Linked DNA regions of Homo sapiens: region 1 is linked to region 2. Evidence: read pairs that join two places in POLR2A ChIA-PET (ENCODE). Cell type or tissue: MCF 10A. All regions are shown on one strand. Each heading gives the region's core, and the rest is flanking DNA. Links, peaks and the distances in the headings are about the cores only. Region 1 has its middle 64 kb from the start of CREB5. Region 2 overlaps CREB5 (cAMP responsive element binding protein 5).

What was found. Peaks named below come from ENCODE experiments on the same cell type or tissue, not always from the same donor. Only the 100,000 strongest peaks of a DNase experiment are listed, where the experiment ranks them.
Region 1: POLR2A ChIA-PET joins it to region 2 with 5 read pairs; 1 of 35 experiments calls an interaction of 5 or more read pairs at or near these places.

What each region holds. Positions count from the first base shown.
Region 1 is chr7:28,345,924-28,351,306 of GRCh38, forward strand. It overlaps a transcript of CREB5 not described here. Among named protein-coding and RNA genes, the nearest start is that of CREB5, 64 kb to the right of the region's middle. In MCF 10A, for the core only: no CTCF peak of the experiment used is centred there; DNase peaks (open chromatin) are centred at 2,288 and 2,858.
Region 2 is chr7:28,584,631-28,590,013 of GRCh38, forward strand. The region is part of intron 5 of CREB5 (cAMP responsive element binding protein 5); the gene reads left to right. Among named protein-coding and RNA genes, the nearest start is that of CREB5, 170 kb to the left of the region's middle. In MCF 10A, for the core only: no CTCF peak of the experiment used is centred there; DNase peaks (open chromatin) are centred at 2,241, 2,801 and 4,121.

The sequences.
Region 1 (5,383 bases), core at 205-5,204, 240 kb before region 2:
TAGTATGGTGGCCCATCAGAAGCCCAACCCTACAAACTGTGGGGCGGGACCTCTGTTCAACTCAAGATTCAGACACAGATACCACATTATCCGAAGGGGGGCACCGTAGTGATGGGTTAAGTGTCCCAGGTTGGGTTTACTGGGGAAGTAGATTCTGAGATGCAAATCAGCATATTTGGGAATGCTCTTGTGATCAACACCTGTGGAAGGAAGCAATTGGAATATCGAGCAGAAAAAGAAATTGGCTAAGACACCATCTGTCTTAGTCTATTTAGGTTGCTAAAACAAACTACCATAATTTGGTTGGCTTATAAACAACAGACATTTATTTCTCATAGTTCTGGAGGCTGAAGGTGTAAGATCAAGGCATCCACAGATTCAGTGTCTGCTGAGGGCCTGTTCCCAGTTGGTAGCTGGTGCCTTCTTACTGTATCCTCACATGGGAGAAGGAATGAGCTAGCTCTCTGGGGCCTCTTTTACAATGGCATTAATCCCATTCACGAGGGCTCCACTCTCATGACCTAATCACTTCCCAAAGGTCCTGCCTCCTAATACCATCACCTTAGGGGTTAGGATTTCAACATGTGAATTTTGGAGGAACACAAACATTCAGGCCATAGCACCATCCCAACAAAGGCCTTAGCCAACTCCATGGGGAAACTTGAGAGAACCCCTCAGAATTGCCCTGAGTTAGGGGAATCAGGAATCAGGCCTTTGTACCCCTATATTGATAAGTCTGGATGCAACAGGAAGCAGGTGGGACTTTGGGCCAGACACTTTTCTTCAACAGAAGCAATTCTTAAAGGTGGTTAAGAGCGGAGGGCCATCTTCTGGCTGAGCTCCCAGCAGCTGGGAGAATACGTCCATCCTTCCTGTAAAGGGATCTGGGGACTGCATCACAACATCCACCACAGCTACAACTTGAAAGATCTGAGTGCCAAATGGTCATGAATAGTAGGATGGGGACATTAGAACTTTGATCAGTATAAAAGGGAAGACATAATATTATATTAAGTACCACTGGGTTGGCCTTGGTAGGAGAAGAGGCAAGGACAAAGGAGGAAGTGGAAAAGAAAGAATGGGAGGAACGGGCCAAGACTATTTGCATACTTGAACCCAATTGCTCTGTGAATATCTGTGGGCATTTCTCCCTGTTCATTCTAGCAAATCTTGTACACTGTGGCCCTGGGGCTTATCATGCCATAAAAATATTCAAACAGTCAAATCTGCTCATCATGTGCAAACATGCAATGTTAATTTTAAGAAGTATTTCTTAAGGCACTGATGTAATTTCTCCCTTAGACTGATATTAATGTTTGATTGTGAGATTTCCAGTGTGTTGTTCCAGCCATTTTACATTACAAAACCAGAGCAGGAGATTTTTGATTAATTTATTTTAAGGGAGACCTGTCCCCTCTCTGCACAGCTCAAAGTGATCTTTGATTTAATACGACTTAGAAGGCAGGAAAGAGGACAACAGTGTTTAGATTGAGTTCAAGAATAGAAAATTCTTATATCAAAAAATCTTTCCCCTTTAAAAAATGAAGTGAGTAAGCAGAGAGGAACTCATATTAAAGCATATTTCGATGCCAGCATTTAATGTGTCACAATATTTTGCTCATCTTGGCAAATTATGAAATTTTTCTAATTCTTAGAGTGTCATTAAACAGCTGTTGTTTCTTTTCTAAATAATACTAACCCTGCCCCGCTCCCCACCCCAGAGTGTCCAGGTTTCAATAGCTTGAAATTTCAATGCAATAGCTTCAATTTCACTTTGGCATCCTTTCACAGATTATGTATGTCCACTTTGCATGTGGGATGTGACTCTGCATGAGTCTGTTGTTCATGAAAAGATTCAGCTGTAGCAGCATATGGACAACACACTTTAAAAAACGTGGTTATTTCATAGTTGCATCGACTCTGTCCAAGAAAAGGGAGCACATTCGAATTCCCTATAATTCAAACCACTTGTAAGCAGAGCCCTCCCTCCTGAGCTGGGGAGGACTGGTGTCCTTGAGGGATTGTTGTGTTCCAAACAAGCCACCTGGTTTGAAAACTCATCCTGGAACCGGTGCCCTGGCCAGGGAAATTGTAGGGAGAGAGGGTTCCCAGGTGTGAGCTATGAAGTGCTGTCCTGGGTTGGGCATGGGCTATGTTCATGTGCCGAGATTCCTTGTGTTATTCAGCCGAACACTCTCACTGGTCAATCCAGAGGTTTCGTGTGCACAGGATCACCGGTTATCCATGTGGCTTCTTATTCCACAAGGGCAGAAGGAGGTCATGGCAATAGATAGTGTGACTCAGGGAGAACAACGTGGGCTCAGGAGCTGATGAAAACTGAGTCTGCATCTCATCGCTGGCACATTACTAGCCTTAAACAAGTCATGCCAATTCTCCAAACAGCAGCTTCCTCATTTATAAAATGATGATCAACATGCGCCTGCTTTCTCTCTCTCTCTGTCTCTCTCTCTCTGTCTCTCTCTCTCACACACACACACACACACACACACACACACACACAGACACCTTGCATGGTAGTGGTGAGAATTAGAGATATGTCTAAAATGCTCAGCATACTATCTGGCCCACAGTAGGGACTCAATGCTTGGAAGCTATTATTATTAGCTATTACTAAATAAAGTCTGTGGAAAGAGTCTTTCTGTATAATCGAAATTCCCATTATGCTCATCTTATGCCCAATCTGGCAGCAAAAACGGCTTGCCAACAGCATCCGTCTTTCCATTCACAAGTCACATGAAATATATGACCTTTTTCCTAAAGGGTTCCCAAAGGTCCGCTAGCTTTCCTGGCAATGAGACAGCAATTCAAGCCAGTCCAGGTACAGAACAAAGTGGTGCCAAGAGCCACATTCCTTGCATAGAACACTCCCCAGCCAGGCCATCCACATGGCGGCTGTGTGTGCCAGCCTCTCAGGCCTGGCTCACCAGGCAGCTGCATAAATTGCTTCAAACATGAATTTATTTATGGCATAACCAACCCTGATTTTGGCCTAGCTCTTGTTCTTATTTCTTAAATGATAGTATTAGTGCTGGGGAAAGACATGTGGTGTAGGAAACTGAATTCCACAGACAAACGTTGCCAGGTGCAGGCTTACCAATGCAATTGCACTGGGCCTTGTCGGTTTATTGTCAGCTCCATAATTCCAGGCTCTGGGGTGGCAATAACTATCCTAAGTGAAGACAGTCCACCGCACATCAGTGATGCCTGGGTGGAGAGGAACGGTTTGATTTTTCTGTAATTTTGAAGTTTCGAGAGCTCTCAGCAAGGTTTTCGGAAAGTAGTTATAACCTTATAAGGAAGGTTAAAAGAAAATATCAAAGTGCACCAACGATATTTTCCAATTTTTCCCTCTTAATTTACTCTTCATCTGAAGAAGTTTAGACAGATCGAACAGTCTTTCGTTCTTAGCTTTCCCTAATTTTCAAGTCAAATTAGCCATATATTGAAATCCAGAGTTAAAATTCAATTTTTGATACAAATTCCCCCCATTCCCATTCAATCTAGTATCCCGTTGTGGTGGGAAAAGGGAAAGAGGGGATGTAAGCCATGGCATTGATTTCAGGAGAAAGGGCCAATAGGGAGGTGTGAAATTTCATAATTTTATAATTTTTGCTTTTGCTCCACGTTCTTACGGCCTATGAACCAACTAAGGAAGTAGGACCACCATCGGCCCATACAACTTAAGTCCAATATATAGACTTTTAACCTATGTCAGTGTGAATAGTTGCCTGCTTGACCAGGGACTTTAATTTCAGCGATGGAGGGACACCAGGAGAGGATGTACAACTGGGGGATGTCACCATGATGATTGCTCCTTTTTACTTTGATACTTGTGTTTGTATCTTCAATCATCCAGTCAGATGACTATTTGTTCAAATATTTATTCTACTACATGACACACTGTGCTGGACACTTCAGAGATAGCTGTGAGTTTTGCTTCCTGTGTGGTAGCTCTGTGGAAAAGGTGATGTGATGTCACAAAAATCACCAATTCTAATTTTATTTGCAGTTGAATTACTTACATTATTGCTTTCAATTCTAATCAAGGCCTTTTAAGTCATAGGCTGATTGCTATATAGAGGCAATTAAACAGGAAGGTTAGCACCTTGAATTTACCTTATGGATACAGGCATTCAGCCATCATTGGTGGGATGCAGGACAAAGTGTTTACTTTTGTCTTTCAGAGTCAAAATGGGAAAGGTTAACACAAGGAGTAAACTAAGAAAATATATCCATATCCATATTCATAATTATATCTCTGATTATCTTAAAGATAGGTCATTTTTTACTCCTCCAACACCCTCCAACGTGTTCCATCCCATGCTATCTCTGAGAGAGAAGACTGGCCGCCTGTGGAGGGGAAGCTACCTCAGTAGAGGTGGTGTTATTGCTTCCTGCTCAGCACACATTGCTTCTCCTCACAGCTTATCATCCTTCACTTTCCTTGTGGGAAAGCCCTCTTTCTCCATTTTTATCATGTGATGTGGGTGGAATTTTTGCCTCCTTAAAACTTCATAGGAGAGTACTAACTGGCTTCAGCCAATTACTATACCTGTTTCCTCTGGCTATAGTGATTGATTCAGGGAGAGGCCCTTAATCTAGTAGCTGTTGAGATGGAAAAAAAAACAAGCAAACAAAAAACAAACAAACAAACGAAACGTCTGCTAGAATTTCTGGAAAAGAGAGATTCCTCTCTTTGCTCCATGAAATCTATTAGATTTCATAGTGTGCGTAAGCATGGAGGCCAGACATTCATTCTGCGATCCCAGGGAGAGCCCTGAGCTTCAAGGGTAGGCAAGGAGAAGAGGGGAGTGTGGGGAGCTGGAGGAGGAAGCCAAGCTGCAGAAGGCAGAGCTGGGAAATGGAGAGAAGTCAGATCACTCGTGATAACTGCGCTGCTAGATTCAGCCTTCTGTAAAGTCAGCCTTATCTCTGCTTTCTAATCATATGAGCCAATACATTTTGCTTTATTTTCTGAAGGCTCTTTGAGTTGGACTTTGTGTCAGTTGTGACAAAAAGAGACTCAACAGTTACCATGGACTTTGAGCTTTTCCTGAATGCCATCCATACAATGAGTCTTATGAATTTCCATCTGACACCTTTATGTAATGATAGAAGTAAATGCATTCTAAAGATGGATTATATCTGTTTCTTCTCAAATAAATTAGTTGGTAACTGTGATAAGTGGCTGGGATGGTAAGGAGAAACAAGAGCTGAACCTATGGAAGAGTGAAAATGGCATTTTCAATTTTGGGGAGTAATATATGATTTTCTGGAATAGCTTCCATTCCCCCAAGTATCTTCATGAAACAAATCTATAAGAATGATCCTAGGATTATATGGTTATTAATAATAGATTTTT
Region 2 (5,383 bases), core at 157-5,156:
ACTTCTAACCTCCAGAACTGTGAAAAAATACATTTCTGTGGCTTTTAAACCACCCAGTTTGTGGTAATTTGTGACTGCAGCCCTAGAAAACGAATACATGTGTCTCCATGTAATTATGGATCTATCTGCTTTGCCAACGGAATCGTGGTTAAAAAAAAAAAAAACTATCACTCCATTCTCATTTTATTGAACTGTAACAGATGTGGGGGATAAATACATTAAGAGAAAAAGCCAACTAAAAATAAAAACAAGACTACTTTCTGGAGAACAGCTATCTTGCTGTTGGGACCTGTTTGGTGAGATGCCCCCAGTTCTTTGTTCTCCATTTGTACAGAAAGGGAACGAAGAGGCCTGCTCTAGATCAAACAGATCCACAGTGACTATCTTCTATGAAAGATCTTAGTAGAGATGCATTTTACCTGGGCTGCAAACCTACACTGCCATAAACATCCACTTTGAGGCAAACAAGGGAGTTTTTTCTTTAGCCTCGAATGTTCTGCTCAGTAGTAGTTGCGGGATTCTGAAGCACACACTTCTTGTTGATTAAGCTGTCTGCCCTATAATTTGCAAAGAATGGAAGATCAGCATTGTAGAGAGGTATGGGGGCTTTTCAACTCAGCCTTCTAAGATGTTCTTAGCAGCTAATAACATTCCAGCAGCCCTGAACCAACTTCCTGTGTGGACACAGAAGGAAAGGACACCAGGGACTTACCTGGGGAAGGAGAGCCCAGGGTGGGCCTTGTTTTTCCGTGTGTGTGTTTGTGTGTTTCTGCAGACACTGAGCTTAATCACTGAGAAATTTCTTTTAGGTGGTGCCTAATGCATCTCAGCCCCTCAGCCGGAGGGCTAGGGCTCATTTTCGTGACCGATCAGAGTTTTAACTGCTGTGCTCCTAATACATGTTTTTGAAAAAGGAAGTAGCTTATGTGACAGGACTGTTCTTTTGATCTGTTAACTTTTCCTAATTCTTTTTGAAGCGTCCTCTGCCTTATTCCCTGGCTCTGAGTGATTTAAAGGCAACGTCCTTGAGTTTATATGCTCCCAGAAACCTAATGCTCCGAGAAATCCAATAAAGCCCCACCACCAGAATTGTTCTGGGGCATGAGGGGGCAAGAGATGACCACCCAGAGTGAGCCCGCATGGGAGGGTGTTAAAAGCAACTAGACATATTCATTGTCTGAGGCTCTCATTGAGTCAGGATGGGTGCAGGCTGCAGACACCTGTGCGGTCGGAACTAGGTTAACGATTACTTGAACATTTGAAAATTTAATACTTTCAGTCAGGGAAGTGTATTTACCTTTGAGCATAACAGATAATAAAGGGCCCCTTTGGCTGCATAACCTCCCTATTTGTTTGAATTCTCCTATCTTTAGAACTTTGCATCTTTTTTTGGATGGAGTGATCCTGGGTTTTCTGTTTCTCAAGGGCTCATCAAATCACTATGTCATCTTGATTCCCTTACTATTTTTAATAAGCCAGAAAATGGAAGCAATTCTCCCAGTCAGACCACTGAGTTGGTTTGAAGGGACACCTCCAAAAGCCCATGCTCCTTGTGGTCCTCACTGTCACGGGCCAGAAATCTGTGTGGGCATCTTCCAAACCCATGTTTCTCTAGAGCCCTGATGAAAGACCCCTCAGTGAGTGTGGTGGCTGCCACGACAGGAGGAGAAGGGGAGGAGGCAGCGAGTTCCCCCAAAGAAGCTCAGAGCTCTGGGAGGGGCCCAGGGTGTTCTTTTAATCTTTCTAAAATAGGAATTAGCAAAATGATAATAATTGTAAAGAAACTTCCCACAGTTCTACCCCAGTAAAAGCAATAGGGTACCTGTCCCTGCCAGGCCTCTGGACAGCCCCCTTCCCTCTCCAGCTGAAGTCTGACCTCGGGCTCTTTGCATGGCTTATTCTATTCTTTTGGAGCTTTCTCACATCCATAAAGAGTAGAGAATTATAAGGGCGAAGAAAAGAGATCAGAGTAAACTTAATCACATTCACCAGCAAGCATTTTCCTGTGGTGTGATAGAGAGAAGTGGGGAAGCAACATGAATTCCAGACCTCGAAATCATTAAAAAATTCCAAACTAAATACAAAACAAGTTCTAATTTAATAAGCCTTCTAAAAGTGGTTTGTAAGCAAACTCCAGTAATAATCACATTCTGTCTGGCAGCAACAAGTGAGAAAGAATGGGACGTCCCAGCGTGGCCTCAGGGCATGTTTGTCCATCCCACAAAACCACCCTTTGGTTTGGCATCACTTTTCCCACCTGGCAAATGCCTGGCTCAGAAGGGCTGCGGACCAGAGTGTCCTGGCAGCATCCCACAGGGCATTTCTGATGGCAAAAATCCAGACCCAAGGTGGAAAGAGTGGTCCAGCCGTTGCTTCTGGAAGTCTCTTGCTATGTGACCAACCAAGATAACATCAGAACAACTCAAATGTCATTACAAAAGGTGGATTGTTACATTTATGGGATTCTAAATCATTCATGTATTTATCTATACTTGGCTTCATTCCAAGAAAAGGATTTGAGGAGACTCAGAGAAAGTACAGTACAACAAGATTAAAAGCAAGACAAAACAATCTACAGAAGAAAGGAAAGTAGTATTAGAGAATTCTGAGACTGAAAGACACTGAAATGGTTTGCTGCTAATGACATTTGTCATGATTGCTGGCACCTTTTATGTAAAATCAGCATTGAAATCCACCGATGCAGGGATCACACAGTGGAGCTTGTCTCTGGTACTGCAGTGGGATTTTTCTGGGTACATGCTCAGCCTCACCTCACCATTGATGCTGTGAGTCATCAGTGCGCTGTTTGGGAACATGTGTTAATGAGCACTGAAAGAGCAGGCCAAAGGTAGCAGGATTCTTCGGGAGTTAAAAAAAATACATTTTGTAAAACTAAGCAGACCATTGTGGAGGTGGACTGGGCTGGGGGTGGGGGTGGGGGAGGAGAGACTCATATTAAAATCCTGATATAAAGTTCTAAGCAATGAATAAGAGGCTTAAATACATAAAGAGCAAGGCTAAATTTGGACCAATTTCCTGTGAAATCTCTTGTGTAATATTTTCAATTTGTGCTTGTTTAATGTGGTTTATTTTCCTAAGGTTCACGGTATAGGTTTTAAATTCAGCCTTGACTACACACATGTGTTGAGAGGTTATAAAACGAGAGCCAGCTCAGACCAGTCTCCAACTGGATGCCCTTTAGTGGAAAACATTACCTCCTTTTCAATACCTAAAATGTCTCCATGGGCACAGATTTTGCCCTTTCCCCATCCCATTTCCTGACTGCTTTTCTACCACCTGGTTTTACCAGTACTTGTCTAGTTACATTAGTGTACCCAAGTATGCTATGGGGAGCTCTTCACTGCAGATCAGGGGTCCAGGGCTGTTTGGGGCCAACTCTCTGTGCAATATCATGTTCTTGACACAAAGGGATAATTCAACCATTTGGGTTAAAATAGAGGAAAGATCTCAGGCTCTCCAGGAGACTCTGATCTGCAGTACAGCATTCTAATTTTGGTCTCTTGGTATCCTGGATCACACAATCTTTTGGAGGGGGCCATTTCCTATACGTAGCGGTACTGTTTCTGGTGACTTGAATACAGTATGTAGGACCTATATTGTAAAGTCAGATCTTAACAAAACAATATAAGGCCTCTGCTGTTCATGGTACTTACTACATCAGATCCCATGTATTATAGTTACATGGGGTTTGTTTCCACATAGGTTTTAAGTCTGTAAAGCAGAAATTGTGCTTTATTCATTTCTGAATCTCCTAAACGCCCAGCATGTTATCTAGTACGGAGGAACTATATTGGTGTAAGTATGCATACACATATGGGCACAAAGGGTTGAAAGAGACATCACATATGTGCAGCTTCTTAATTTAAACAGCAAGAGATCAATAGGTAAGATAAGTAGTTGCAAAACTGTTTTTATCTTCTTCAGTACCTTTCAACAAAATACGCATCCTTCATTCAGCAAATATTTACCAAGGACCTGTTTTTCTCTGGGGATACACAAGCCTTAGAGCCTTCCAAGTCTAGGTTCCAAAACCATGCAAAACTGTACACAGTTCTAGCTTTCATTTGCAGCTCTGCCTATGACACAATGTGCGGCGATGTTGAAATCTGGCATCTTCTCCTTGCCCCTGCTGTATTTTCTTACCTATTTTTGGCTTCTGTTTTCTCTCGGCATGAGAATTTTTTTGAGATTGTGAATCTGGATTAGAAGTGGTCAAGCAGTTGTTCTCCAAGCCTGTTTTCCCTGGAAGGGACAACATTATTATTGGCCAGTGCTGGCTTTCTTCCCAGCAACGTAGCTCCTCTCTTCCCACCTGCCCAGCTTTCTAAATAAGTGTGGAGTCAGAAAACGAGCAGCTTAGAAATGTAAGACTCACTCTATGGTCACTTTTCCTTGACATTCTACTTTGAAACATTTCAAACACATAGAAAAGCATGAAGAATTGTATATTCGCCACCTAACATTCTACAATGGCTCTTTGCTATACTTGCTTTATCATATAGCTGTACATCTATCCATCCATCAGTCTTATTTTTTGATGCATTTCTAAGTAAGTTGCAGACATCAGTAACTTTACTCCTAACCACTTCAGCATATGTATCATTAATAGAGTTGATATTTGGGCTGGGCGCAGTGGCTCACGCATGTAATCTCAGCACTTTGGGAGACCGAGGTGGGTGGATCACAAGGTCAGGAGATCGAGACCATCCTGACTAACACAGTGAAACCCCATCTCTACTAAAAATATAAAAAATTAGCTGAGTGTGGTGGCAGGTGCCTGTAGTCCCAGCTACTCGGGAGGCTGAGGCAGGAGAATGGTGTGAACCCAGGAGGCGGAGCTTGCAGTGAGCCAAGATCACGCCACTGCACTCCAGGCTGGGCGACAGAGCGACACTCTGTCTCAAAAACAAAAACAAAAAGAAAAAGAAAACAGAGTTGATATTTCTTTGTGGTTCTTTTTGTTGCTGTTTACAAATAGCGAAATGCATAAATCTTGAGTATATTTCTGCCACTTTTCATATAGGATGTGATTTTCCTTTCTAGAGTCTCTTATTATTGAAAGGTAATCATGAAGATGAAAAAAGATTCTGTAATATCCACGGTTTGTATATTTAGGTAGTGAGTATTCCATTTTTTTCTCTGCATTAGGAGTATTTATTCAAGTGAGGAAGGAGCAGGAGAGAAAAGGGCTGTGTGAAGCTTCCATGTTAAGGGCCTCACTCTTGCAGATAAACTATGTCAGCTCCTCTACTCCCTCTGTATCATCTCCTTTGTCTTAAGTCTTTTGTTGCTGTGACAATAGGAAAGACATTATATCTGGTGGTATGGGACTCAGCTTTGTCATCATAAAACCCAAACTGAA